Regions from separate parts of the Homo sapiens genome. Here region 2 is linked to region 1. A link is an interaction called in ENCODE POLR2A ChIA-PET data of the cell type or tissue named here. Cell type or tissue: B cell. All regions are shown on one strand. Each heading gives the region's core, and the rest is flanking DNA. Links, peaks and the distances in the headings are about the cores only.

Evidence for each region. Peaks named below come from ENCODE experiments on the same cell type or tissue, not always from the same donor. Only the 100,000 strongest peaks of a DNase experiment are listed, where the experiment ranks them.
Region 2: POLR2A ChIA-PET joins it to region 1 with 6 read pairs; 2 of 35 experiments call an interaction of 5 or more read pairs at or near these places.

Annotation. Positions count from the first base shown.
Region 1 is chr7:710,945-725,841 of GRCh38, reverse strand. It overlaps PRKAR1B (protein kinase cAMP-dependent type I regulatory subunit beta), which reads left to right. Exons shown (of 11, transcript NM_001164760.2): 2 at 14,315-14,513. The coding sequence starts at 14,337. Among named protein-coding and RNA genes, the nearest start is that of DNAAF5, 8.3 kb to the left of the region's middle. RefSeq lists a silencer at 13,285-13,364. In B cell, for the core only: no CTCF peak of the experiment used is centred there; no DNase peak of the experiment used is centred there.
Region 2 is chr7:356,709-371,605 of GRCh38, reverse strand. No RefSeq gene overlaps it. Among named protein-coding and RNA genes, the nearest start is that of FOXL3-OT1, 73 kb to the right of the region's middle. RefSeq lists enhancers at 2,052-2,576, 6,312-6,812 and a silencer at 5,661-5,876. In B cell, for the core only: no CTCF peak of the experiment used is centred there; a DNase peak (open chromatin) is centred at 9,005; H3K4me3 peaks cover 1,005 bases; H3K27me3 peaks cover 829 bases.

The DNA.
Region 1 (14,897 bases), core at 5,795-8,294:
CCTGGTGCATCAGAATGCAGAGCCTGAAAAATATCTTGAGCACCAATCTTAGAGTTGATGATAGTGGTGTTATCCTAAGGAGCAACTGGGGAGGTTTGGAATCTTGTGGCCTCTAGCTGCATGACTCAAACCACAATTTCTAATCTTGTGGCTCATGTGTTAGTCTTACAAAAGCATTCTGGTCCCCAGGCAAGAAGGAGGTTGGCTTCAGGAAAGGGCTGTTATCATCTTTGTTTCAAAGTTAAACTATAAACTAAGTTCCTCCTAAAGTTAGCTTGGCCTACTCCCAAGAAATAACAAGGCAGCTTGGAAATTAAAAGCAAGACAGTGTTTCACAGTAGTGACCTTGACTGTGGACTTGAGTGGAGACAGAGGCGCCTAAACAGCTTGGAGTCGGAGTTGCTGTGAGCCCAGCCTAGAACGCGAGTTTGACAGCACTCACTGCAAACCAGGAGTCCCCAAGTCTGGTTAGCCAGGCACTTCTCATCTGTGACCATGCACTGAGTTTTCTAAAGGCAGAATGTGTGTAATTTTAGGACAGAACTTCAAGTTTGACCTTCTTTTTTGTTGTTGATCTTCGTGTTGCAAAATGGTGGTGTTTGTCGGTACGTCTTTTTTTTTTTTTTTTGAGATGGAATCTTGCTCTGTCGCCCAGCCTGGAGTGCAGTGGCGCGATCTCCGCTCACTGCAGACTCTGCCTCCCAGGTTCATGCCATTCTCCTGCCTCAGCCTCCCAAGTAGCTGGGACTGCAGGTGCCCACGACCACGCCCAGCTAATTTTTTGTATTTTTAGTAGAGACGGGGTTTCACTGTGTTAGCCAGGATGGTCTCGATGTCCTGACCTCGTGATCCGCCCGCCTCAGCCTCCCAGAGTGCTGGGATTACAGGCGTGAGCCACCACGCCCGGCCCATCAGTACTTCTGAAAAGTTGTTATGTAGCATATTCAGTAACCTTCATTCATTGTTTCCTCCAACAGGCATTTGTTTGACCAGGCACTGTCTGCAACATGTGGGACAGGATGACAATGATGTAGAAACTGGCCATGGTCCCTGCTCTCCCAGATCTTAGGGTCTTGCAGGATGAGATAGCCCTTAATGGAAGGATAAATTAGTATGTGTTTAACCGTGGTGGTCCTGAGAGAATGAGTGTCAAGGGATGTTGAACTAGACTTTTAAGGCTTCCCTGAACAAATGGTAGCAGAGGTGAAATATGAAGAATAAGTAAACACAGTGTATTAGTCCATTTTCACGCTGCTAATAAAGACATGGCCGAGACTGGGTAACTTATACAGGGAAAGGTTTACTGGACTCACAGTTCCACATGGCTGGGGAGGCCTCACAATGATGGCCGAAGGCGGGAAGGAGCAAGTCACATCTTACATGATGGCAGCAGGCAAAGAGAAAATGAGAGAGCCTGTGCAGGGAAACTCCCCCTTATAAAACCGTCAGATCTCGTGAGACTTATTCACCATCATAGGAACAGCACAGGAAAGACCTGCCCCCATTATTCAGTTACCTCCCACTGGGTCCTTCCCACAACACGTGGGAATTGTGGGAGCTACAATTCAAGATGAGATTTGGGTGGGGACACAGCCAAACCATGTCACATAGCCAGGTGAAAGGGCGGAGGTGGGAGACGGGGAGTGTTGGAGAGAGAGGAAATAGCATGAGCAAAGGCCTCATGGGAGTGTTACGGGCTGAATGGCGTCTCCCCAAAATTCATATGCTGAAGTCCTAACCCCCATAGTTCAGGAAGTGATCCTGTTTGGAGACAAGGTCTTTGCAGACGTGATTGAGGTGAGATGAGGTCATGAGGTTGGGCACTCATCCAATATGACTGCTGTCCTCATAAAAGGAGAAATTTTGGAGATAGACGTGCATACAGGGAGAATGCAGTATGAGCATGAAGAGAGACCTCAAGAGGAGCCAGCCCGTACCCTGATCTTGAGAAATCAAATTTGTTTCATTCAGCTGCCCAGCCTGGTGTGCTTTGTTACGGCAGCCTCAGGTAGCAAACAGGGAGGGAGGCTGACCCTGGTCACAGGGGAGCAGGCAGGGAGTGAGCAGATGGGTGGGGCCAGGCCATGGGGGCCTCTGTCCTAAAACATGGCAGACTGAGGATTTCAAGGTGGGAGCATTGGCAAGATCGAGTCTGCATTTTTCAAGGACCCCTTTGGCTTCCGTTGAACGGATTGGTCGGGAGCCCTGGGAAGGCTGTGGCAGTGAGTGCTGAAGACGAGAAAGAATAAGCGCTTGAATTACGGTGGTGGGACTTCACTTTTCCTTGCTCCTCCCATTGAAATACAACAAAATACCCTGCACATAGCAGGCGACGAGGAAAGGAGCTTGAGAGTTGACAGACGGGCTGGAGACCTCTGGACTGGAGGAATAGCAAGGTGGTGGGTCCCCTGGGTTTTCTTTTTCTCTCATGTGTTCCTGCACTAGTCCCCAGGGAAGCCTGTGGCCCAGAACAGCCAACAGGCACAGACAGAAATTCTCCAAGGAAAGCCTCCTCTCTCTGGCCAAAGCCCTGGGAAAGGGGACGCCCAACAGAGACCTAGAGGGTAGCTGCCACCTTCACCCCACAGTCTGCTTTCAGGGCCGATTTTAAAGCTGCTGCAGGTGCATTAACCTGTGCTGTGCAACTGGGGTTCGAGTGGACAGTCTGCACTGCACAGGTAGTGTCAGAGGAGCCTGAAATCTGCCCTTCCTCTCTTAGCACAAAGAGACCCAGAACGAGCATGTTCTGTCCTGACACAGCAAAAGGTAGCCCAGTGACACCAGGCGGCCCAGGGAGGTACCTTTCACCCCTGCAGGCAGCACCCATGGGAAATGAGCAGCAGTCCCAGGAGAGCCAGAAGAATAAAGCAGACGAGGAGGGCAGTGCCAGGGCTCTGAAGACGAAACTGCTGTTGGAATGACAGACCACAAAAACAGGCTGCAATCTACACCCTGGACCTGAACAGAGCAACTGCCTGGTGGAATAGAGTAGGACAAGGAGTCTGCAAACATCGTAACCCAAATGTCCAGGATACATCTGGAGATCACTTGTCATACCAAGAACAAGGAAAGCCACAACCTGAACATGGTAAGGTAACGGATGTAAATTCCAAGATAGGTCACATGTTGGAATCATCTGCCAAGAATTTTAAAGCAGAGTCATAAGAACCAGCTGGGCGCGGTGGCTCACGCCTGTCATCCCAGCACTTTGTGAGGCCAAGGCGGGCAGATCACCTGAGGTCAGGAGTTTGAAACCAGCCTGGACAACATGGTGAAACCCCATCTCTACTAAAAATACAAAAATTAGCCAGGCGCGGTGGCTCACGCCTGTCATCCCAGCACTTTGTGAGGCCAAGGCAGGCAGATCACCTGTGGTCAGGAGTTTGAAACCAGCCTGGATAACATGGTGAAACCCCATCTCTACTAAAAATAGAAAAATTAGCCAGGTGCAGTGGCTTACGCCTGTCATCCCAGCACTTTGTGAGGCCGAGGCGGGCAGATCACCTGAGGTCAGGAGTTTGAAACCAGCCTGGACAACATGGTGAAACCCCATCTCTACTAAAAATACAAAAATTAGCTGGGTGTGGTGGTGGGTACCTGTAATCCCAGCTACTCGGGGAGGCTGAGGCACGAGAATTGCCTGAACCCAGGAGGTGGAGGTTGTAGTGAGCCAATATCATGCCACCGCACTCCAGCCTGGGTGACAGAGCAAGACTCCATCTCAAAAAAAAAAAAAAAAAAAAAAGGCTGAAAACTCCCCCAATTCAATGAAAAACATAAATCCACAGATTCCAGAAGCTCAACAAGGCTTCATAGGACAAGCCCTCCAAAAACCCCATACTAAGACACATCACAATTAAACTCCTGGAAACTAAAGACAGAAGGAGGAAAAGTACTAACTGACAGAGAGAAATAATGCCTTGCCTAGAGAGGAACACCAGTTTGAATGAAGGCAGATTTCTTAACCAAAACCACAAAAGGCCAGAAAGAAGTGACCTGCCATTGTTCAACTGTAAAGGGGAAAGAGCTGTTGACTGTGAGTCCTCTACCCAGCAAAACTATCCTTCAGGAATGGAAGAGGAGTAAAGATGTTCTCAGACAGGCAAACTAATAGAATTTATTGCTAGCAGACCTACCTTTAAGGAATGCATAAAGGATACCCTGTAAACAGAAAGGTAATTTTTTTTTTTTTTGAGACGGAATTTCGCTCTTGTTGCCCAGGCTGGAGTGCAATGGTATGATCTCAGCTCACTGCAACCTCTGCCTCCCAGGTTCAAGCAATTCTCCTGCCTCAGCCTCTCGAGTAACTGGGATTACAGGCATGTGCCACCATGCCCGAGTATTTTTTTATTTTTAGTAGAGACAGAGTTTCTCCGTGTTGGTCAGGCTGGTCTTGAACTCCTGACTTCAGGTGATCCACCTGCCTCAATGCCCCCCAAAGTGCTGGGATTACAGGCGTGAGCCACCGTGCCCGGCCCAGAAAGATAATTTTAACAGAAGAGGGCTGGGGCCTCCAGAAAGTTGAGACAATGGACTGGATAAAAATAGAAGTCAATGTCACTGACCATCTTTCACCTCATGAGTTTCTTTAATCATATTTGATGATCGAAGCAAAAATTACAACACTCATGTGGTGTGTGATGTATGTGGAGGAAATATCTACAGCTAGGTATTTAACAGTGAGAAGGGTTAGGGACTTAAGTGGAAGGAAGGTTTGTCCACTCACTCAAGGTGGAAAATCATAGATGCCGATAGACCGATGGGTTGCATATGTATATGGTGATATCCTCAAAAACATAACGTGGAATTCTAAAAAACATTCAGGTATCCCACAGTAAAGCATGAGAGAACAGATGATTAAATGGCAAGCGTAAGCCCTAATATATCACTAATTTAAATGTAAATGGCCTAAACACACCAATTAGAAGACAGAGGTTCGCCACGTGGATACAAAACATGACCCAACTGTATGATGTCTACTATATGCTGAAGCTCACTTCAAACATAATAACATAGGCACATTGAAAGTAAAAGGATGGCAAAAGAGTATCATGTAAACATAAATTTTAAAAAGCGGGAGTGGCTGTTGAAATTCCTTGGGAAAAAGAGGGACATTACATAATGATAAAAGAACCCACTGGGAAGATAACAGCAATCCCAAATGTGTGTACAGCAAACAACAGACCTTCAACATGTATAAAGCAGAAACTGATAGAGCTGAAAGGAGGAAGAGACAAGCCTGCTGTTGCAGTTGACGACTTCAGCCCCCAACTCAGCAGCTGCTAGAATAACTAGGCAGATAGTCATTAAGGTATAGCAGAGCAACACCATCAACCAACAGGATCTAATTGACGTTTGCAGAACACACCACTCAACAATCGCAGAATTCACATTATTTTCTAGTGTCCTCAGAACAGAGACCAAGATATACCATATCCTGGGCCATAAGGCAAACCTTAGCAAATGTAGAAGACTTGCACAGAGGGCTGGGCGCGGTGGCTCACACCTGTTATCCCAGCACTTTGGGAGGCCGAGGCAGGCGGATCACCTGAGGTCAGGAGTTCAAGACCAGCCTGGCCAACATGGAGAAATCCTGTCTTTACTAAAAATGCAAAAAATTAGCTGGGTGTGGTGGCACGCACCTGTAATCCCAGCTACTCTGGAGGCTGAGGCAGGAGAATCACTTGAACCCAGGAGGCGGAGGTTGAAGTGAGCCAAGATTGTGCCACTGCACTCCAGCCTGGGCAACAAGAGTGAAACTCCCTCTCAAAAAAAAAAAAAAAAAAAAAAAGACTTGCACAGAACGCCTTCTCTGACAATAATGGAATCACACTTACCATCAACAGCAGATAGCAGGAAAATCTTCACACATGGAGATTAGACAGTTATTCTACTCAGAAAGAATTGCTGCACGCAACTTGGACGAACCTCTAAAAGATTATGCAGATGAAAACCAATCCCAAAGGGATATTTTGTGGTTTTGTTTGTATGACATCCATAAAGTAACAGAGATGGGGAACAGATGACTGATCTCCTGGGGCTAGGGATGGGGTGGCGTGATTATTAAGGGTCACTAGGAGGGAGCCTTGTGGAGCTGGTACAGTATAGTACCTGGATTGTGGTGGCAACTGCATGAATACCCAGAGGGGTCATGACCTCTCTTCTTTCCCCAGACACACTGCCAGACGGAATAGCTATAAACTGGATGACAGAAGCAGGGCAGTAGGACAGGAGGGCCAACACGTTACAACAAATGAAACAGGCCTTGGGATGCTGAGACGGGAGAATCACTTGAGGCCAGGCATTCACGTCCACCTGGGCCAAATAGTGACACCTCGTCGCTACAAAGAAATATTAAAACTTAGCTGGATGCAGTGACTCACACCTGTAGTCCCAGGTACTTGGGAGGCTGAGGCAGGAGGATTGCTTGAGCCCAAGAGCTTGAGACCAGCCTGGGCAACATAGTGAGACCCCCATCTCTACAAAAAGAATACAAAATTATGGCCGGGCACAATGGCTCATGCCTGTAATCCCAGCACTTTGGGAGGCTAAGGCGGGTGGATCACTTGAGCTCAGGAGTTTGAGACCAGCCTGGCCAAGAGGGTGAAACCGCGTCTCTACTAAAAATACAAAAATTAGTCGGGTGTGGTGGCAGGCACCTGTAATCCCACCTACTCGGGAGGCTGAGACAGGAGAATTGCTTAAGCCTGGGAGGCGGAGGTTGCAGGGAGCTGAGATCAGGCCACTGCACTCCAGCCTGGTGACAGAGCAAGACTCCTTCTCAAAAGAAAAAGAAAAAATAATAAGCTGGGTGTGATGGGGTGCACCTGTAATCCCAGCTACTCAGGAGGCTGGGGTGGGAGGATCACTTGGGCCAGGAAGGTTGAGGCTGCCAAGAGCTATGATCATGCCACCGCACTCCAGCCTGGATGACAGAGCGAGACCTTATCTCATCAAAAAAAAAAAAAAAAAAAAAAAGCCTATAAAAGAGATGAAGTTCTGTATGTTACCAAAATGAAACAGGAACAAGAAGTATGTAAGAGAAAAGGTCAGGGATATGGAGAACAGAAGCAACAATGCTAATATCTGTTGAATAGATGTCCCAGGAAGGCAGAAGAAAAGTGGGAAGTAGGAGGTATTTGAAGGGATAATGAAGGCACATTTTCTAGACTTAAAAATGGGTCAGGTCAGGTGCAGTGGCTCACGTCTATAATCCCAGCACTTTAAGAGGCTGAGGCGGGTGGATCACCTGAGGTCAGGAGTTCGAGACCAGCCTGGCCAACATGGTCAAACCCCGTCTCTACTAAAAATACAAAAATTTGCTGGAAGTGGTGGTGCCCACCTGTAATCCCAGCTACTTGGGAGGCTGAGGCAGGAGAATTGCTTGAACCCAGGAGCCAGAGGTTGCAGTGAGCTGAGATTGTGCCACTGCACTCCATCCTGGGTGACAGAGCAAGACTCTGGAAAAAAAAAAAAAGGCTGAAGCAGGAGGAGATATATATATATATATACATACATACATATATATGTATGTATATATGTGTATGTGTGTGTGTGTGTGTGTGTGTGTGTGTGTGTGTGTGTGTATCTATAAAGCTTCCCCCAGTGAAGGCCTGGGGCCGGCTGTCTGTGGGTCAGGAGTCCAGGCATGGCTTTACTGGGTCCTCTGAAGGCTGCAATCCATGCTGGGGCTGCATTCTTATCTGAGGCTCGACTGAGGAAGGGACCGTTCCCAAGTGCACTTGGTTGTTTCCAGCATTCACTTTCTTAGCTGTGGACTGGAGGCCACCCTCAGCTCCTGGCCACGGGGTCCTCTTACAGCCACTGATGAAAGGGCAGCTGGCTTCCTCAAAGCCAGCAAGGGAGAGAGTCCCCTGGCAAGGCAGATGTTGCCATGAATCATATGTGATGCTCACTCCTCACCTTTGCTGTACCCCACCGGGCAGGGGTGAGCCTCAGGACCTACACACACTCAAGGGGAGGGTACCCCACAAGCCATGAGCACTGGGAGGTGGGGACCCTGTGGCCATCTGAGAGTGCCTGCCACACCCAGGAGCCATGTGTAGAGAAGACTATTGAGGTTTGTGGCAAAATTTCCCGTGAAATTTTGCATCCCTTACCTACATAGTGAACAATGCAAAACTTGAATATTAGAGAACATTGTGTGTGTGGGTGTGTGGTTTTGAGGCAAGGTCTCACTCTGTTGCCCAGGCTGGAGTGCAGTGGCGCAATCATAGCTCACTGCAGCCTCGAACTCTTGTGTTCAGGTGATCCTGCCACCTTAGCCTCCTGAATAGCTGGGACTACAGGTGTGCACCACCATGCCTGGCTAATTTTTGTATTTTTTTGTAGAGACAGGGTCTTGCTCTGTTGCCCAGATGGGTCTTGAACTCCTGGACTCAAGTGATCCTCCTCTTTTGGCCCCGCAAAGTTCTGGGATTGCAGGCATGAGCCACGATGCCTGGCCACATTGTTATTTTCTTTTCTCTTTTCTTTTCTTTTTCCTTTCTTTCTTTCCTTCTGTCTCTCTCTCTTTCTTTCTTTCTTTTTTTGAGACTGGGTTTCACTCCTGTTGCCCAGGCTGGAACGGAGTGGCATGCTCTCAGCTCACTATGACCTCTGCCTCTTGGGTTCAAGTGATCTTCCTGCCTCAGCCTCCCAAGTAGCTGGGACTACAGGCACGGCACCACACCTGGCTAATTTTTGTATTTTTTGTAGAGATGGGGTTTCACCATGTTGCCCAGGCTGGTCTCGAACTCCTGGCCTCAGGTGATCTGCCTGCCTTGGCCTCCCAAAGTGCTGGGATTACAGGTGGGAGGCACTGCGCCCGGCTGGAGAATAATTATTACTGTTCACGGTTCTTGGGCTCCTACTATGTGCTGCGTGCTCCATGCTCAGCCTCTCAGTCCTCATTCCTCGTATATCCACCTAGATTTGAGGATGAGTGGCCTCTCCCATCAGCCACAATCACATGCAGTTTCTCCTCTATCCTCAGCTCAGGGAGCATACGGACGTTGCGCAGTGAATGCAGCTGGCTGGGGAAGGCTCAGGAACCGCACCCAGGAAGCCCACCTACAGATCCCACCTCAAACCACGACATGCTGCAGCCTCCCCAGTGGCCAGAGCAGCTTAACAAAGCATCTTTGTTTCCTTTCTGCACCCCAGAAAATAGCTGTGTTGGTCTCTTCGCCATGCAGAGTGAATAAAGAATAAGACAAACACCATCCATGCATACTTGGTGCTTTTGACCTAGCAGGGGAGACAGCAATTAAGCTGGCAGCCTTGCCGTCATTATTCAATTGCACGTGTAATAAGAGCTACCAAGGAGAAGTCCTGGGAGCCCCGGGCCCTCCAGAGGCAGTGCTGGCGCCTTAGGGAATTTCCCTGTGTAACGTTTTGGTTGAATCTTGGAGGGTGAATTGGAGCTGACAGAGCAAAGTTTAGAAGTGCGAGGTATGTGGTGATTGGGAAAAGAATGTGGCTTCGGACCGGGTGCGGTGGCTCATACCTGTAGTCCCAGCACTCTGGGAAGCTGGTGGGAGGATTGTTGGAGGCCAGGAATTCGAGACTAGCCTAGGCAACATAGTGAGATTTTTTTTTTTTACAAAAAAAAAAAAAATGTTTTTAAGTACCAGGTGTGGCGGTGTGCACCTGTGATCCCAACTACTCTGGATGTTGAAGTGGGAGGATGGCTTGAGCCCAGGAATTTGAGGCTGCAGTGAGCTATGATCACACCACTGCACTCCAGCCTGGGCGACAGAGTGAGACCCTGTCTCAAAACAACAACAAAAAGATTTAAAAAAAAAAATATATAAAGAATGTGGCTAGGCCGGGTGCGGTGGCTCACGCCTGTAATCCCAGCACTTTGGGAGGCCAAGGCGGGCGGATCACGAGGTCAGGAGACCGAGACCATCCTGGCTAACACGGTGAAACCCCATCTCTACTAAAAATACAAAAAATTAGCCGGGCGCGGTGGCGGGCGCCTGTAGTCCCAGCTACTCGGGAGGCTGAGGCAGGAGAATGGCGTGAACCCGGGAGGCGGAGCTTGCAGTGAGCAGAGATCACGCCACTGCACTGCAGCCTGGGTGACAGAATGAGACTCTGTCTCAAAAAAAAAAAATAAAATGTGGCTCTTTGGTTGGAGTTCTGCAAAGCGTGGTCACTGTAAGTACATTTAGTCATGATGAATCCTACAGGCACATTCTATGGGTGAAGTAAGACCCCACAGGGCTTAGAAATGTGAATACCTTTGCTGAGAAAAATAACCTACCCCAGGGGGTAGGTCCTTCCCTATGGGAAGATATGTGATTTACTGGGACTTCTGAATGGGTAACCCAGTCACCAGCAGCACATTTTCAGTTGAGGGCATAGCTGCTTGGGCACAGTGTCACACGTCAGGGTTTGTCACCGTGTGGCAGGGTGGCGACCGACCTGTTGAGGTCCACGTGGTCCGATGACCAAGCGCAGCTCCTCTGAGCTCACCAGACCCCTCTTTGTGTCTTCATCCAGGAGCATTTAATGGGGTTGTCAGTGTGTGTTTTGGGGGGATTGTGTCAGATCAGTGGTGTATTCACTTGGATGTCCTCAGTGGCGACTAACAAAAAGCAAAAAGCCAACGGGCTCAGGCAGTAGTACGAGGTATTTATTTATTATTTATTTATTTCGAGACGGAGTTTCGTTCGCTCTTTTGCTGCCCAGGCTGGAGTGCAGTGGTACGATCTGGGCTCACTGGAGTTCAAGTGATTCTCCTGCTTCAGCTTTCTGAGTAGCTGGGGATTACAGGCGTGCATGACCATGCCCGGCTAATTTTGTATTTCTAGTCGAGACAGGGTTTCGCTATGTTGCCCAGGCTGGTCTTGAACTCCTGACCTCCAGTGACCCACCTGCCTCGGCCTCCCAAAGTGCTGGGATTACAGGTGTGAACCACCGCATCCGGCCAAAGGTATTTATTGATGAACATAATTGGGAAGTCCAGATACGGGAAGGGCCTCAGGTTTGGTTTGAGGACGGCCGTGGCTCCATTTCTCTAGGATCCTGTTTCTTCCCACTTCTGTGTTGATTTCATCCTCTGGCAATGATCAGACAGTGAGCAGGACACTAAGGAAGCGTCTGTCCTTGGCTCAAGCCAGTAAGGCTGAAGCAAGAGAGGCCTGGGAGTCAGGCAGAAACTTGTCTGCAGGTTGGGGCGGTGGGGGCCACGCCTCGCACTCCTACCAGAGCCAGTCTGGAGAGGGAGTCCTTGTGTGGGGTGGGGGCCACTGGAACAGGGATCTGAGTGGCGGGGAAAAGTGTGAAAGAGAGAGGCAGTGGGAGCTGCCGTCGTGGCAATGAGGAGAGGAGCTCAGCAGACGTCACAGCTCAGTGGGGCCAGGGGCCGCATGTCTGGCTGGCCACGTGCATGCTGCCAGCCCCCAAACCTGGGAGATCCTTGTCTCAAAAGGACGCAGGCAAGGAGGCTCAGCCTGAGGAGGTATTGCAGCAGAAGGAGGGCTTGTGTGTGCGCCTCGGGATCAGAGGGCTGTCCTGTGAGGTCAGCCAGAGAGGTGCCTCCACTCTCCTCTAGAGGCACGGTGTGGGGGAAGTCTTTACAGGGAGTCTCCAGAGAACCCCAGGACAGCCCGGGAGAGAAGCAGCCAGGCCTGGAGCATCTGCCCCCCGAAGCGAGACGTCGCCTTGGTTAGGTGGCACCTGGGTCTTTTTTGCTGTCCTCACCAGTCTACCCTGGAGGAGCAGGAGTAATTGGAGGAGGAGGAGGAGGGAGTGGAGGGGCCGCGGGGAGCACGTGATGGTACTGCTGGTCAGCAGCAGCTCCAGGCAGGCCAGGGCTGGGAGAGCCAGAGGTCTGAGTGGGTTGTGGGATGGAGTTCTAATTCAGAGACCAGGCCTGGATCCCTAAGAAAGTCTCAGGACAAATGCAGGTCTGCCTGAGACGGGGCTGGGGCCAGTGGGTGCTGAGGGTGAGGGCTGAGGACCAAGGACCTTCGTGTTTGACCCCCGAGGGTGGCCTGCTTGGTTTACGTTCACCCTGGCAGGAAGAGGCTGAGGCAATGTCAGCCCTGCTGGGGAATGTGCTCGGCAGGGCTGGTGACCTGTGTAGTGCCTGTGCAGGCAGGTGAGTGGGAGACAGCTGAGCAATGAACAAGAAAGCTGGACAGGTGAGTGTGGACCAGGTGAGCATGGGAGGGCTGAGTGAGAGACGGTGAGTGTGTACAGGTGAGTGTGGACCAGGTGAGCATGGGAGGGCTGACTGGGAGACGGTGAGTGTGTATACGTGAGTGTGGACCAGGTGAGCATGGGAGGGCTGAGTGGGAGATGGTGTCTGTGTACAGGTGAGTGTGGAAAAGGTGAGCAAGAGACGGGTGAGTGGGAGATGGTGTGTACGGGTGAGTGGGAGACAGGTGAAGATGGGGCAGCATAGTGGGAGACAGGTGAGTAGGCAACAGGGAAGCCGGGCAGGTGAGTGCAGGACCCGGGGGCTGGACAGGCGGGTGGAGGATCCGGGGGCTGGGCAGGTGGGTGGAGGACCCCGGGGGTAGACAGGTGAGTGTGCACAGGGAGGCAGGTATCATCTCCTTCACAGCTGGAACTGCCTACCCCTCTCCTGGCATTTGGAGCCTCTGGGGAGGGAAGATGGAGTTTCTGCCGCCGCCACCCTGGCAGGATGGGGCAACGGTGTGCGGTAGGAGGATGAGGTTGATTCCCTTTCCTGCAGGGCTGGGCTTGTGGGTTAGGACCGTCACCAAGAGGCTCCTCCTAGGCCTCCGTGACCTCTGGATCCCCAAGAAAGGTGGGAAAGAATTTAGGAGGGTTCCGATTTCCCACTGGGCATCGGGGTGAAGCTGGTGCGCCTAAGCGCTGGGAGTCACCTGGGGAAGCGGGGCTGGGCCCACCTGGCCACCCTCTCTGGCCGCTAAGGCAGAGTGAGACCCCAGGGAACGGGCGTGCTTGCTGGGTACCGGGTGTCCTGCAGAGGCAGGGATGTGATCCCCTAGGTGTGAGCAGCTCAGGCAGCCGCGGTGGTCGTGAACGGGGCGGGAGTGGGGGGTGCCCAGGCCATCAGAGGCGGCCCCGCGGCCTGCACCGGCTGGAGTGGGCGACTCAGAGTCTGAGTGGAGGGGGCGGGGGGCGGCGACAGCGGGGGGTCCTGGCAGCGATGGCCTGAACCTGCGCCGGTGGGGGATGGGGCGGGGGCGGGGAGAGCCGGGGGTGGGGGCCGGGGTTGGGGGCCCCGCGGGGAGGCGGTCGGGGGGAGACGGGCTGCAGGCCCGCGCGGGCGGCGTTGGGGGTGCAGCAGCTGCGCGCGGCGCGGGGGCGGGCGTGGAGGGCGGCGCCGCTGCAGTGCGGGGACCCGCTCGCTCGCTCGCCAGCCGTCCCCGCGCCCCGCGTCCCCGCGCAGCCGCCTCCTGGCCTCGGGCGCCGCGCATCCAGGTACGCGGGGCCGGGCTGGGGTCTGCGCCGGGAGCCCCGGGCCTGGGAGGCCCCCCGGGGATGCGGACATTTGGAAGGGTTCGGCCCCGCCGGGAGTGGGGCGCGCGGGGCGGGGCCGGGCCTGGGGCTCCCGGTCAGGGGTCCCGGGAGGGTCCTCGCCGGCGCTGAGGCCGGGTTTGGGGCGGGGGGCGCGGGGTCTCTGGGTGGGCGCCTTCCCGGCGGTCTGGGCACTCCGGGGGCGGCGTGGCGGGGGGCTGGGGTCCTGCGCCCCGCGGTGCGGTGCCGGCCTGGCCTGGCCATGGTGACTTCGCTGCGCGGCCGCCGCATTTGTTCTCCCGCACCCCACCCCCCCACCACCGCCAGCTTCCCTTGTTTACCTGCGTTTCTGTCTTTTCCTGTGCAGAGGCCGCCCCAGCCCATCCACAGTCTCACCCTCATCTCCCCCTCCCCTGAGGCCGCGCGCAGGGGCCCCCAGCATTCACATTTCACATAAGTGCCCCCAAAAAGGGGGGATGGAGGAGGACGAGGCCCTGGAACCCCCCGGCTGGACCCTCAGGGCGCCGGGCCCCCCCACTCTTCCCACCCGGAATCCTCAGAACTGCAGAAGGGGCTTCTCAGCCGCGTGCACCCCTGTCTGCCTGAGCCCCCTCCCCCCCTGCCTGAGCCCCCTCCACCCCTGCCGGGGGTCTGTGGGGAGGGAAGGCTCTGGGGGCCGTCACGTTTAACACCTCACCTGGCCCCACAGAATGAAAGATCTTTGACAAATGCAGAATCAGTGACTTTCTTCCACGCTCCTGGGAGAAGCCTGGTTCACGCCGCCTGCGTTTATCCGGCGCGCAGCCCCGGGCAGCTCTCAGGCCTGGGGATCTGTGTGTTTTCTGGACAGGAAGGAAGCAGCCACCCTCGCCATGGCCTCCCCGCCCGCCTGCCCCTCGGAGGAGGACGAGAGCCTGAAGGGCTGTGAGCTGTACGTGCAGCTGCACGGGATCCAGCAGGTCCTCAAAGACTGTATCGTCCACCTCTGCATCTCCAAGCCCGAACGCCCCATGAAGTTCCTCCGGGAGCACTTCGAGAAGCTGGAGAAGGTGAGTGGCCCCCGCCGCCCGCTGCTTCCCTTCGCACGTGTCCTGGGGCAGAGGCGGCAGCCGGGGAAGCCTTCCCTCTGTCCCGTGGTCCTCGAAGGCTGGGTGCCCCAGAGACTGTCTGCCGTCCTGCAGGTCCTTCCAGAAGCGCGGGGAGAGAGGCCGACCTGGGGCCCACCGTCCCTTGTTTGGTCTCCCGAGATTCATGCCTCTAGGTGGGGTCCTCTGAGCCACAGAATTCCCCCTTCGGCTTCCAGGGGGTTCCAGGTCTTCAGAGCTCTCCTGGAAGGAGGTTCAGGGTTTTAGGTCCAGGTGTTTCGCTAGCTTGTGGGGCTCACCGACAGTTTTCAGCCTAGTTACAGATGCTGTCACCACTTGGGATAAAAT
Region 2 (14,897 bases), core at 8,009-10,508, 360 kb after region 1:
TCAGAATGGAGGCTCTTGGGTACATGCAGAGGGACACCCTCCCCAGACACCAGAGTCGTGATGTACAGCTCCGTGATTTCACACAGTGACTCTGTGAGGTCCATGTGCCCATTTCACAAGGGAGGAAACTGAGGCTCATCTGACTGAGCCACCCAGAGAATAATGGACTTGCGGTTTCGACTGAGCTGTTGGCCTTGGTGCTTTGTCCTCCAGATACCTGGAAGGGAGGGTGTGGCAACTCAGGACACAGAGGACAGGGAGAGCTCAGCACCCTTGACCTTTGCTCCCAAAGGACTGTCACTCTCCAAGGGAGGCTCCCACACCCCTCACAGGCCCTGTGCAGTCACCTGCCCCAGGCAACATCTCGTTTTGTCTTGGGCACCTACTCTGCGCTGGGCCCCTCGGGGGTGTTGGAGGCCTATTGTGCGCTGGGCCCCTCGGGTGTGCTGAGCGCCTACTGTGTGCTGAGCCCCTTGGGTGTATTGGATGCCTACTGTGTGCTGGGCCATTTGGGTGTGTTGAGCGCCTACTGTGTGCTGGGCCCCTTGGGTGTGTTGGATGCCTACTGTGTGCTGGGCCATTTGGGTGTGTTGAGCACCTACTGTGTGCTGGGCCCCTCGGGTGTGTGGGACTCCTACTGTGTGCTGGACCCGTAGGGTGTGTTGGACACCTACTGTGCACTGGGCCCTTTGGGTGTGTTGGACGCCTACTGTGCGCTGGGCCCCTTGGGTGTGTTGGACGCCTACTGTGCGCTGGGCCCCTCGGGTGTGTTGGACGCCTACTGTGCGCTGGGCCATTTGGGTGTGTTGAGCACCTACTGTGTGCTGGACCCCTCGGGTGTGTTGAGTGCCTACTGTGTACTGGGCCCTTTGGGTGTGTTGGATGCCTACTGTGCGCTGGACCCTTCAGGTGTTGGAAGAAGTGTAAGGCTCAGTCGTTGCCCTCCAAGAAATGAATGTTTAGTTGGGGAAACAAAGTCCACAGGAGGCAGATGGAAGCATGGCCCCGACCAGACGCCTTTCATGTCCGAGGTTGGCCTTCATGTGGCCACAGCCCCCCGTGTTCACCCAGGTGCGTCTAATAGGCCGCCTTGGGTTTTATGAGATAACGGTCTGCACCTGATAGCTGTGACTGGGAGGCGGCAACCCGGCCAGCCAGGTCAGTCTGTCTGTAGCGAAAAGCCAAGGAATGAGGTAATACCTGGACGCACGCACTGTGGTCAAAGTCAAATCCCCCAGGGCTTTCTGGAAGAACTGAGAGTGTCTCTGGGCCTTTTCCTGCTTCCTGCACCCAGTAACCTAGAAGATCACTGGCCATCTTTGCCCGCAGCAGCCCCCTTTGCCCTGCAGGACGGAGGCTGTGACATGGCTTCCCGTAGGACGCGCTGCGGCATTCGTGAGTCAGGGCCAGTGCACCGAGCCACGGAGCACCCTCAGCTGCCAGCTCCGCCCTGGGGCTCACCTGGCCCTGCACAGAGTCTGCGAAGTGTCTGCCCTGGGGCTCCAGCCCCCACAGGTACAGCCAGGCCCCTGGTGGTGGGAGTCGGGAGGCCAGGCCTGGGCTGAGTCCGAAGCTGAGGCCTCCTCCCTCTGAGGCCTCCTCCCTCTGCTTGTTACCTGGGCCCGGCTTGGCTGCCTTGCTTTTAAAAACATTTTCTTTGAAACAAAGAGTCTATTTATTACATTTTATTAACGGGGCGTGGGCCCGTGCCGGAGCATCAGGTGGGCTCGGAGTCAGGTGGGCCCGGGCTGGGTCCAGCCCTTGCTTTATAACCCGCGGGACCTGGGGCCGCCCTCGCCTCTCCGAATCCCGGTTCCTTATCTGTTTAATGGGAGCGGAATTCCCACCCGGCCGGGTTGTTGTGGGGCACAGGCGAGATAACGTGCCATAAAGTGCCCGTCAGGGGCTTGGCACGCAGCTGTGGGGCAGCCTGAGAGCGGCCTTGGTGGCACCGCTGGGGTAGGCGGCCCGTCTGCAGCGCGGGGCCGGCCGCGTCGTTCGCCTCTGCAGCCAGCCTGGGGCCCGGGGCCTCGGCACAGTGGACGATCGCCGGGCGTCTGGCCACGGCGGATTGGAGCCTCGGTCAGCCCGCGTCTAAGGGCATGAGTGCCGTGATCCGTTCCCCGGGCCTGGCACGCAGGGTGCGTGGTGGGACCCAGGAATGCGACCCATCTTCCCAGCCCCGAGGGACTGATCTTCCGCCTCCGAGAGGCCACCTGCAGCACGGAGAGGCTGCCCTGGGGGGCTGGGCTGTCAGCACCACCGGGAGGGGCCCCCTGTCCCACAAGACCAGGCATGTGCCGGGTCCCACATCCGGAATTCGGCTGGGGCGGCTTCCTGGCCGCCGAGGCCCGTGTCTGCTCTTGCCCAGGAATGCCCCACGCCCCTCCCGAAGCCGTCTGCTACCCAGGCGTCTGTTCCCCCTTCCGTGACAACAGGTTAAGGAGCCACCGCACACAACGTGTCCCTTCACAGCCTCTGGGAGGACGCAGTCGCGGCCAGACCCAGTGCCTGCAGGAGGAGCGGGTGTTGCCACAGGAATCCGAGAAGAGGGAAGGGATCTCGGCCGGGGGCTCCCTGAGGCGGGGGTGACTCCGGGCTCACGGTGCACGGGGCCTGTGGATACTGAAACAGCACCCAGGTGATTAAAGCCACATCGTGTCCCTGAGCAGCCAGCCAGTGAGATTCAGGAGCAGCTAACCTGGACCACAGCAGGCGTGGGAGGGTGTGTTCCAGCCACAGACGCGGGGCACCCTGTGGGACATTAGGAGACGCTGCTGGTCACCAGACGCCGTGGTCCAGGCGGGGCTCTGTGCTGCGGCCCCGGGAGGGCTTGTCCACCCCCGATGGCTGCTGGCGCTCTAAAGCGTTCTCCTCTCTCCACCCTCCTGGTGAAGTGCAGGGTGCCCGCTGCCGGGGAGACACCAGGCCTCCGTGGCCGGTGCGCAGACCACATCAAGGTCAGGTGGACCCCTGGAGAAGTGGGGTCACTGGGGACAACTGTTCTGAGCACCCACAGAATAGGCTGTTGAGGGCTATGATTCGATAAGCCCTGGTGGGCCCGGCAGCCCCCTCTGTTGCTGCCGACTGTGGGGATCTTTTTTAAAATTTTTGTGAGACAGTCTTACTCTGTTGCCAGGCTGGAGTGCAGTGGTGCGATCTCGGCTCACTGCAACCCTCACCTCCCGGGTTCAAGCGATTCTTCTGCCTCAGCCTCCCAAGTACCTGGGATTACAGGCGCCCGCCACCATGCCCGGCTAATTTTTTGTATTTTTAGTAGAGACGGGGTTTCACCATGTTGCCCAGGCTGGTCTCGATCTCCTGACCTCGTGATCCACCCACCTTGGCCTCCCAAAGTGCTGGGATTACAGGCGTGAGCCGCCGTGCCCGGCCAACTGTGGGGGTCTTTGAGCCACACTCTGAGAACGTGTGCTCTGAGCTGGGGTCCGTGGGGGGACGCTGGGTCGGGGGGATGTTGTGATCTGCTCCACGTGGCAGCTGGAAGACGAGCACACCAGGGGTGTCTGGCCCTGGCTCAGATCTGGGCAACTCCCTCCATGCCTCAGGCAGGCCCATCCCTCTCTGGGCCTCAGTTTCCCCACCTGTTCAGTGAGCTGATGGCCACAGCCCCTTTCTTCATGAGGGCCTGTCTAGTAGCCACCCCAACCAAGAGTTTCTCATGTCTGACAACCCATCTAGTCCATTCCCTCGTTACAGAGCCCAGAGAAGTGTGACCGACTTTAAACTCACCAGATCCTCTTAGCTCAGCTGGCTGACCGGGCTGGGCTCCAGGCAGTCCATGCCTTCCAGAAGGGGCTGGGGCTGGGGGTTCCCTTGGTGAGGGGGCTGGGGTCTTCAGCGTCAGCCACTTTCTCCCATGCCTGGGTGACAGGAGGTGGCCTTAGAGCTGGAGAGGCTTTCTTCACCATCATGGATGGACGACGGCTCACACCACCAGCCTACCGTGGGCACAGCGGCCTGAGGCCTGGAGAGGCCCCCTCCCTCCTCCCCAGGCTGCAGTCTGGATGGGTGGCTTGTTTGCAAACACTCTGCTGCCCTCCTGGTGTGGGTGCTGCAGCCCCCCTGCAGAAGTGCCCTCTGGCCTCCTCCTTTTGGAGCAGCCTCTGCGCCTTCTACTCCAGCCCCCAAGGCCCCAGGCAGGTGTGTGTGTGACACAATCTTGTATGTGGCTTTATAAGACTCACTTCCAGGTCTCTTCTCTGGAGAAGGTGATGTTCTCAAAACATGACCCCCAGACCAGCCGTGTCGGTGTCACCCAGGAACCACTGGAAATGCAAATTCGGGGGCCTTCTCAAGCCCTGCCGGTGACTCTGAAGGTGCTCACATTGGAGAACCTGGCTGGGTGAGGTCCAGGAATTTTTTTAAATGTCAGGGTGATCTGTGTGTCTTCTTTTGAGAAATGTCTATTTAAATCCTTTGCCTGCTTTTCAGTCAAGTTACTTGTGTGTGTGTGTGTGTGTGTGTGTGTGTGTTTTCCTGTTGAATTGCTTGAGTTCTTTGTAGATTCTGGATATGTGTCCCTTGTCAGATGAATAGTTTGCAAATATTTTCTCCCCTTCTGTGGCTGCCTCTTCCCTCTGCCGACTGTTTCCTTGGCCTTTTGCAGAAGCATCTTAGTTTGATGTAGCCCCGTTTGTCTATTTTTGTTTTTATTGCTGGTGATTTTGAAGTCTTGGCCATAAAATCTTTCCCCAGAACAATGTTCTGCAGTGTCTTCCTTATGTTTTTCTTCTCATAGTTTTATTGTTTTGGGTTTTACATTTCAGTCTGCAACCTATTTTGAGTGGGTTTTTGTATATGCTGAGAGACAGTATATGAAAAAATGCTCAGCATGACTAATCATTGGGGAAATGCAAATCCAAACCACAGTGAGATACTATTTTGTCCCAGTTAGAATTGCTATTACCAAAAAGACAAACAAAAAACAAAAAACAAAACAAAACAAAAAACCATGCTGGTGAGGATGTGGAGAAAGGGGAGCTGTCACACACAGATGGGGGGATGTAAACTAGTAACAGCCGCGGTGAAAAACAGTATGGAGCTTCCTCAAAAAGCTAAACACAGAATGACCGCGTGATCCAGCAGTCCCGGGACCGGGTGTTTGTCCGAGAGAAAGGAAATCGGCACAGAAATGAGTGATCTGCTCCCTCTGTTCATTGCAGCGCGAGTCCCAGCAACCAGGATGTGGAATAAACGCATGTCCATCAGCAGAGGAAGGGGTTAGGGGAATGTGATCTATGCACACAGTACAGCTACGATTCAGCCATACGAGAGAGTGAAATCCTGTCATTCCAGGCAACACGGAGGAGCCCCGAGGACATTCTGCCACATACAATAAATCAGGCACAGGAAGAGAAATACCGCAGGTCCTCACTCATGTGTGGGAGCTAAAAGCGTTGAGCTCCTAGAGAGGAGCGCTGTGCTATGAGAGGCTGGGAGGGGGATGGTGGGGGAGACCTTGGCTAATGAATGCAAAATTACAGTGAGACCAGAGGAATGGATTTGAGGGTTCTGTGGGACTGGAGGGTGACTCCAGTTAACGATAATTTATTGTGTATTTTTGAAGCTAGAAGGGAGGACTTTGAATGTTCACAACGGGAAGAAAGGATGATGTCAGTGGGGCTGGATTCGCCCATCTCCCTGATTTGATCACTACGCTTTGCATCCACGAGTCCCAACATCGGTCTCGATGCCACACACACGCGCAGTTGTTTCATTGTCATCCCAAAAACCCACACGCTGACGTGGTCCCCAGCCGCTCCCCGGCCGGCGGAGGGCCTGCATGAGGACGGCACCGCCTTGCACACTTTATCTCAGGGGATCCTGAAACAACCAGCAGTGTCGGGGAATTCGTGCCCATTTTTCAGATGAGAGAACTGAGGCTCATAGAGAGTGAGACTCACAAGCCCTGGCACCAACAAGCGTCAGAGCTGGCCTCGAAGCCGTCGAGGTGCGGAAGAGTAAGGATTACACAGAAGTGAATGGGAGCCTCACTTCGGCACCTGTGGATTTTTTTTCTGAACTTAGTATGTTCCGATAAACATCTATCTAAGTGGAAATTCAAAGCTTTTGTGTATCAAGGTAAAAGGCAAGTTAAATGGGTGCCACATTTGCAACAACCATGGCAAGGAATTAGCATTTTAATGACATGCAGACATATGCAAATTGATGATGATAAACAACAACGCTGGCCAGGCGCAGGTGGCTCACGCCTGTGATCCCAGCACTGTGGGAGGCCGAGGCGGGCAGATCACCTGAGGTCAGGAGTTCGAGACCAGCCTGGCCAATGTGGAGAAACCCCGTCCCTACTAAAAAAATGCAAAATTAGCCGGGCGTGGTGGCGGGTGCCTGTAGTCCCAGCTACTCAGGAGGCTGAGGCAGGAGAATTGCTTGAACCCAGGAGGTGGGGGTTGCAGTGAGCCGAGATCACACCACTGCCCTCCAGCCTGGGCAACAGAGCGAGACTCTGTCTCAAAAAAACAAAACAAAAACAACAACAAAAAGCAACAACACTGAGATCCCAGTAAGTAAAGAAGCGAAGGACAAGCAGAGACCCTCTGCAGAAACAGAAAGTGCAGGGAGTGGGCGATAAAGCCAGTAGCCCAGCTGATGTACAGCTCAGGAGGCATCGCCTCAAGGATCCGTGTGGTTCTCTAAGGACTGCTGGGGTCAGAGGGGCTGAGTCGTGGTTCTGTAAGGACTGCTGGGGTCAGAGGGGCTGAGTCCTGGTTCTCTAAGGACTGCTGGGGTCAGAGGGGCTGAGTCGGCAGGAGGAGGCCCAGACGTTTCTCTTCTTGGCCCGGGGTGAGTGGCTTGCCTGGAAGCCTCGGTGGCCTCATCTGTGAAATGGGTGTATGATCCTTTCGGACCTCCGAAGAGGTGGAGGGAGGTCATACGTGTCCAGCTTTGAGTGTGGTGATTGACTTGGAACAGCTCACCAGAAAGACCCTGAGTGAAGGATGCACGTGACCTGACTTTGGTGGTGTCACAGCCCTGTGCGAATCAGAAAATTACCTGTGACATGTCGAGGCCTAAGAGGATCTGAAGCTGTTGTGGGCGCTGGCCTTGCACCCCACACACAGGCTTGTCAAGGAACAGAATCCAGAGAGAACAGCCAACATCCAGCAGTGGTGACAGTGGGGAGGGGGCATCTCTGCAACGTAGTTGTATCGTGTCTGTTCTTTTTATTGCCGTATAACACACAGGGTATGATGTGACGTGTGCTAATATTAAGTGCTTGGATCAATGATTTTTTTTGTTTTTTTTGATACGGAGTCTCGCTCTGTCGCTCAGGGTGGAGTGTCGTGGTGTGATCTTGGCTCACTGCAAGCTCCGCCTCCCGGGTTCAAGCAATTCTCTTCCTCAGCCTCCCCAGTAGCTGGGATTACAGGCACCTGCCACCACGCCCGGCTACTTTTTGTATTTTTAGTAGAGACGGGGTTTCACCATCTTGGTCAGGCTGGTCTTGAACTCCTGACCTCGTGATCTACCTGCCTCGGCCTCCCAAAGTGCTGGGATTACAGGCGTGAGCCACCGCGCCCAGCCCAGATCAGAGAATTTTTTTTACAAGACACAGAACCTTCTCAGGATGCCACAGGCTGCCTCCTGCACTTCCTGTCAGCGCGGCTTTTGCGTAGCTGTGGGCCTGACTCTCAGGGCCCCCCGCGTCCCAGGCTTGCCGGCTGCTCAACTGAAATCTCCTATGTGCACTCTTTTGCTTCCGGCTTCTTTCCCTCCATGTCATGCCACGAGGCCCATCCGGGCGTGTTCTGTCCCCTGACCTGCTCCCCTGCAGATCCGCGTTTGCATGGTCTCCAGCTTCTTGCGGTCACCAGTATTGCAGACGTGGGTGCTCGTGCGTGTCCTGGGCAGGTGCATGAACTCAGCCTCTGGTGTGTCCCAGGGGCCTGCTGGGCAGTCGCACGTGGCTTCGGAGCCTGAGTGGATGTTACAGAACCGTTACTCGAAGAGCATGCATCAGCTGCTCCCTTGCCAGCAATGCATGAGAGTCTTCCCACTAAGGAAAGGGGGCAGCCTGGCTGAGTGCAGTGGCTCATGCCTATGATCCCAGCACTTCGGGAAGCCAAAGCAGGAGGATCATTTGAGGCCAGGAGATCGAGCCCAGCCTGTGCCACATAGTGAGACCCTGTCTCTACAAAATGCAAAATGTAGCTGGGTGCAGTGGCATGCATCTGTAATCCCAGCTACTCAGGACGCCAAAACAGGGGCATCTCTTGAGCCCAGGAGTTTCAGACCAGTGTCGGCAACATAGTGAGACCATGTCTCTACAGAACATTTTAAAAATTAGTTGGATGTGGTGGTGCATGCCTGTAGTCCTAGCTACTCGGGAGGCTGAAGTGGGACGATCACCTGAGCCTGGAAGGTCAGAGCTTGCAGTGCGCTGTGATTGCACCACTGCACTCCAGCCTGGGTGACAGAGCCAGACCCTGTCTCAAAACAAAACAAATTCCAGGTTCAAATGCCCTCGCTGGTGATGTTTATCAATATATTCAAGAAACAAATAACACTATCTTTAACCCGTCAAGAGAACAGCAGTGAAGCAAGCATTCTCCATCCCATCTCAGGGGGCGAGAGGCCCTTGACACAGAAGGGAGATAACAGCTCCTAAAACATGGCAGTGAGGCTCAACGGCTGAGCGCGTGGACGGGATCGCACCTCGTGGCTGCCGTGTCTATCCCAGGACTAGAAGTGGTTCAGTGTCACAATGGCAATGAATAGAATCCTCCACACCAACAGGTTTAAGGGAAAAATCTTACAGTCATTTCAACAAATGAGAAAAGAATGTTTGATAAAAGTCAACGTCCTTTCAGGAAAAAGATACTTCAAGTAGGAACAGCAGCGCCTCCCTAACCTGATAAATGTGCAAACACCCACAGCAGAAGCACCCCCGGAAGCTTTTGCTTTGATATCGGGACCAAGGGGCGGTGCGTTCCAGCACCATTTCACCAGCGTCCTTCCGCAGGTCCGGGCCAAGGCAGGAAAAGGAAATGAAAGCTAACGAGATCGGAAAGGAAGAAATACAACTTCTGACAGTCACGGAGGATACGGTTATGTGTGTTCGAAGAGCTGAACAGCACCAGGGTAAATTATGAAATCAGTAAGACAGCTGGGCAGTTTGCTGGAGACAAAATCAATATACACAAAAATCAGCTGTTTTTCTTCATATGCCAGAGACAAAGTGAAATTTAGAAAAGATGTCATTTACAAAAGCCTGAGCCTATTAAATACTAGGAAGAACAAACAATGTGTAAGATTTTTATAGAGGAAGCTGATGTAAAAAAACATGGCTGAGAGACATTTGAGAAGACTCAAGTGAATGGTTCCTTAAATAACTGTATTCATGAACCGAGAAGTCCCAAGTTACAAAGATGTCAACTCTCCCCAAAGGAATTCAGGCATCTCACGTACTCCATAGCCAGACTTCTGCAATTGTTTGTGGTGGTTCATGGAAAACTGACTCTACAATTTATGTTGAAAGTCAAAGAACTGGGAATAGCTAAATCACTCTCGAAGGGCAGAGATCAGGGCAGGAACTGGGGATGTCTGTATTGAGGCTTATTAAAAAGTCATAACATTTGTGACAAGGTGATGCTGAGGTGGGGACAGAACAGTAGTCCACACAGCATGGAGTCGGGACAGGGAGGCAGCGGCGTGAGTGGGAGGGAGTCAGGACAGGGAGGCTGAGGCGTGAGTGGGAGGGAGTCAGGACAGGGAGGCTGAGGCGTGAGTGGGAGGGAGTCCGGACAGGGAGGCGGAGGCGTGAGTGGGAGGGAGTCGGGACAGGGAGGCTGAGGCGTGAGTGGGAGGGAGTCGGGACAGGGAGGCAGCGGCGTGAGTGGGAGGGAGTCGGGACAGGGAGGCTGAGGCGTGAGTGGGAGGGAGTCGGGACAGGGAGGCAGCGGCGTGAGTGGGAGGGAGTCGGGACAGGGAGGCTGAGGCGTGAGTGGGAGGGAGTCGGGACAGGGAGGCAGCGGCGTGAGTGGGAGGGAGTCGGGACAGGGAGGCAGCGGCGTGAGTGGGAGGGAGTCGGGACAGGGAGGCTGAGGCGTGAGTGGGAGGGAGTCGGGACAGGGAGGCAGCGGCGTGAGTGGGAGGGAGTCGGGACAGGGAGGCTGAGGCGTGAGTGGGAGGGAGTCAGGACAGGGAGGCTGAGGCGTGAGTGGGAGGGAGTCGGGACAGGGAGGCTGAGGCGTGAGTGGGAGGGAGTCGGGACAGGGAGGCAGCGGCGTGAGTGGGAGCGTGGCTTTGGGACAACCGGACGCCCACATACAGAAAGCAGAGAGTGCTGTCCCTCTCCACACCACTAAAGGCAGACCTGCATGGATTAAATTCCTAAATGTAAATAAACCCCGTCATGGTTTTAGAAGAGGATTTAAAGGGCTGTTTTCATGACTTTGAATTAGGGATGGATTTGTGAAACAATCTACAAAATTATTCGTCATAAAGGCAAAGATTGGTAAATTCTAAAACATTAAAATAAAGACATTCTGTTACATTAAAATCTACCATAAAAGGAGTGAAAAGACAAGCCCGAAGCAGGACATGTGCCATATATATATTTGACCAAAAAAGGGAGGCCCAGAAGATTTAAAAACGTCAACAGGCGTCGACAAGCAAAGCCCCCGACGGCGGAAGATGGGCACACGGAGTCACTGAACAGCTTCCCAGGCGTGACCAACGCTCGGCTCCTTCGCAATCAGGAAAACGCAAATTGAGATCACCACGAAGGACCCTTACGCACCAGCAGATCCGCAAAACTTAAAAAGCCTGGCCCTACCCAGGGCTGGCGAGGACGGAGCAAGGGGACCCTTGGCCAGACAGTGCCCGGTGGCACCAACACCCGGAGCTGCTGGGCTGCCCGCGTGGGGCCGGCACGACTCTCCACCTATCTCTAAAGACGTGCATGGCAGACTCAAGGAGTTTGTGGGATGTTCACGGCAGCGTTGCTCAGAAAGCAAGACGCTGGAAACCGCCGGAAGCCAGTCACAGCAGAGGGATGGCTCAGCCCTTTCACACCGGGGAGCACCGCGGGGCGACGTGCTGGCGCTGGCGGGAAGGAGGCTTGCGTTGTGCACTGGGGAATGGGGCACAGGCCATCGCTGGGGGTTCAGTTTTGTGTTTTGGGAGTTAAGAAACAAAGCTAAATAGTCTATGGCAAAACTGCATGGGAAAAGGCAAGGCAGCGGCCGCCACACACCAGAGCAGTGGCTTCTGAGAGAGGAGGGTCGGGTGTGAGAGGGGAGGGCTCACTCGGCGTCCTCCTGGAGTGCTTACGGGGCCCCCGCACCGCCGTTGTGCAGAGCCGACACCGACGTCTGTGTTCACTCTGCTGGGAACACGATCACTCTTAGAAACGGAACTTTCAACAGAAAGGAATTGATTCTACTTGGAGCTGGATTGGGCTGCTTGTGGCCCCCACCCGCCCCTGGGGCTCTGCCCTGCCCTGGCTGGGCTGGTACACCTGCTTCCGCCCAGATGTGGCCCCAGCGTGCGTCCTGGGGATGCCCCTCCTGCAGCTCAAACACCCCACATCCCTCCCTTCCTCCCGTGTGGTTTTTCCATTGACTTTGGTGGCTGCCACAGACGAGCCAGCCCTCAAATCCCTTTCGCCGGTGGTCAGGGTAGGAGTAAACACACAGCCCTGAGCCACTTCTGGGTGCCCAGCTGGGCTCTGCGGTGAAGCAACCCTCCCCAGGAAGCGGCTTCGGCCCCACTCACTGGGCGCCTTCCCCAGACCACCTGGGAGGAGGGCCCCCACCTGCAGGCAGCCACGGCCCTGGTGCAGGAGGTGCCAGGAAAACAGGCCAGGCCATCCTGGTTTCCGGCCAAGCCCCGGGATGGCCTGGCTGTCCAGGGGTCCTGGGCTCCACCCGCCACCTTGTACCTGTGCAGACGCCCTCTGGTCCGGCCAGGACCAGGCGAGTGTGTGCACGGCCAGATGGTGGCGGCCTGGGGACCAGGGCAGCCGGGTCTGCTGTGTGTAGACACAAACCGCATCTCATCCTAAGAGCAAAGGAGTGATTGTTTAGCTTTCAGAGAAAAAATAGCTCTGAGACGTCTGTGAGAAAACACCCTTTGGGAGGAACCTGGGTCGGGGGCAGAGGCTGGGCTCGGAGGAGGGACTCGGGCCGCCACACCACTGCCTGCCTGCTGGGTGGCCCCGGGCAGATTCCACAGCCTTTCTGGGCCGTTGTCTGTACAGGTTGAGGGTCGTGCTCCATCCCTCAGCCCCTTCTAGGCCTGCCAGCCTCTGATATGAGCAGGAGAAACAGGATCTTCTCTGTCTCTCTCCTCCCTACAGGCTGGCAACACAATGGGATAAATGGCCAAGGATGCGGGATTGGCAAAGCAGGAACCCACATCCCCAGGCAGGGACACCCGCAGCCTCCCTAGAACGTGGCTCGAGGACAATGCCCAGGGTCCTCCCTGCAAAAGACTTTTCCAGACACCCGGTTTTTAATGGAGGGGTGGTCAAGGAAACCCCTCGAAGAGCTCCTCTGGAGCAGAAACCTGCAGGGGTCTGGGCTGGAGGCCTGACCTATTTCCCCAGGCACAGCTTGGGGTGCGTGGGCCTGTGGGGGCATGTGTGGAGGGGGCTCCCGAAGGGCAGGGGACAGAGAGAAGGGAACCCCTCTTCTCTTGGGGCCTCTCTTTGACACTGGGGTCCACCTTGAACCTTAAGGCCTCATACTTTACCACAGTGACCCCTGAAAAAGCTCCATAATGCAAACTCCAGAACTGTTGAAAAGTGTGTTATCTGTTGCTGTGTCACAGATCACCCCAAAACTTAATGGCTTCAAAGGATAATAATAATTTATCATCTCTCATGGCTTCTATGGGTCATGAACTTGAGAGTGGCTCAGCCTTAGGGTCTCATGAGTCTGCTGTCAGCTGAAAGTCTGCTGGGCTGGAGGAGCCCCTTCCAAGGTGGCTCCTGCATGTGGCTGGAAGGGTGGCTCCTCCCCATGGGGGGGGGGGGGTCTCCTCAGAGCTGCTTGAGCCTCCTTACAACATGGCTGCCAGCCTCTACAGAATGAGCAATCCAAGAGACTAAGCTGCAGTGACTTTGTTTTTGAGACAGGGTCTTGCTCTGTTGCCCAGGCTGGAGTGCAGTGGTGTGATCACAGCTCACTGCAGGCTCAAACTCTGGGTTCTAACCATCCTCCCACCTCCTGAGTGGCTGGGACTACAGGCGTCCAGCACCACATCCAGCTAATTTTTAAAATTTGTTGTAGAGATAGGGTCTCACTGTGTTGCCCAAGCTGTTATTGAATGCCTGGCCTCAAGCAAGCCTCCTGCCTCAGCCTCCGAAAGTGCTGGAATTGCAGGCTTGAGCCACCGTGCCTGGCCTTGCAATGGCTGTCATGAGCTGCCATGGGGTCAGCTAAGTGTGTGAACACCAGGAGGCCATGATTGTTGAGGCCCACTGTGGAGTCGGACTATCACAAAAATTGACAAAGATTCTTACAGAGCAGGAGAACAGGAGTTACAAGGTACATCATGCCAAAACTATCTTTGTGAAGTTGATAGATTGATGGCTTTTTTGTTGTTGTTTCAGTCACCGTTCCAGAGTCTCACAGGAAGGCCTTTGTTCTCAAGGCCTGCCTTATTCCCAGAAGCGGGTAAGCAGGCGTGAAGAGAAGCTAAGCATTGCTCTCCTCTTGGAAGGGGCAGGAGTGGAGACCATTGTGCCTCTATGGAGTCGGGGCTGTAGATGCTTGCTAATGTGGGAATGTGAGGAGAGCCGCTTCACGGCCCTGTCTCCAAGCAGGGTCCCAGGGTGGGTGGGCAGGAAAGGGGCTGGAGATGGTGCAGACACCAAGGCCTGGGCGGCGAGCACAGCCAGCTCACTTGGCTGAGTGATTGGGCTGCGGAGGGGACATCTCACAGCTCCCAGGGCTCCTGGGGTCAGGGCAGTGGGGTTGCCTCCTGCAGAGCCCCAGGGCCCCACCCGCAGGGCAGGACGGGGCTGAGAGCTTCTAACTTGAACTTATCATCCCTGGGGGAGAGCCAATGGTGGGAAGCAGATCTAGTTTGATTTGGGAAAATTCCCTTCCCTGGAGTGCCAGGGAGCAGTTCGTGCACGTTAGACACCATTTGCTTCCCACAGTCACAGGTCCTGGGGCAGCGTGCTCTCCCTTCTCCTTTCCTCTCTCCCTCAAAAAGCGCAGCAAGAAAAACACTCCCTCCCTGTCAGACTGCCAGGCCCTGTGCACCTCCCCTCCCGGATCCCTCACAGGTCCTCAGCCCCGTGCCTCTCAGGAGGCAAGCACAGGGCCCACTGCATCCCCACCCGCTCACAGGTCCTCAGCCCCGTGCCTCTCAGGAGGCGAGCACAGAGCCCACTGCATCCCCACCGGCTTCCCAGGGCTGCCATTGCTGTGGACACAACCTCAAGGACTCGTCATCCAAAGGCTTTCTCTGGCCCTCGGCACTGCTTGGCCCAGGCTGGGGACAGGCTCTGAGTGCCCAGCAGCTGGCACGGGGAGCAGCCTCCATCCAAGGGGGGCAGAGGCCCGTGCTGGAGCCTGAGCTGAGGTCTTTCTGGTCTGAGGGTTCCCCTGTTCCCGCAGCAGCAGCCTGCTCCGGACGCTGTCTGTCAACCCCCTTCCCCTCCCTGCTGCAGGGCTTCCTAGGGTCAGAGCATCCTCCCTGCCCGCCAAAGCCCCTGGGCACAGATGAGGCAGGTGAGGCTGGAGAGAGCCTGAAGAGGGAGGCCTCCCTGGGGAGAGAGGAGGGACCGATCTGTGCCGTGTCCCTCGGCTGCCTGAGCCAGACACAGCCCAGCCCTGCCTGACATCCCGGCAGAGCGGTCAGGGGTGGGCTGGGGGCCTGGCACAGAGTGCGCCGTGGAA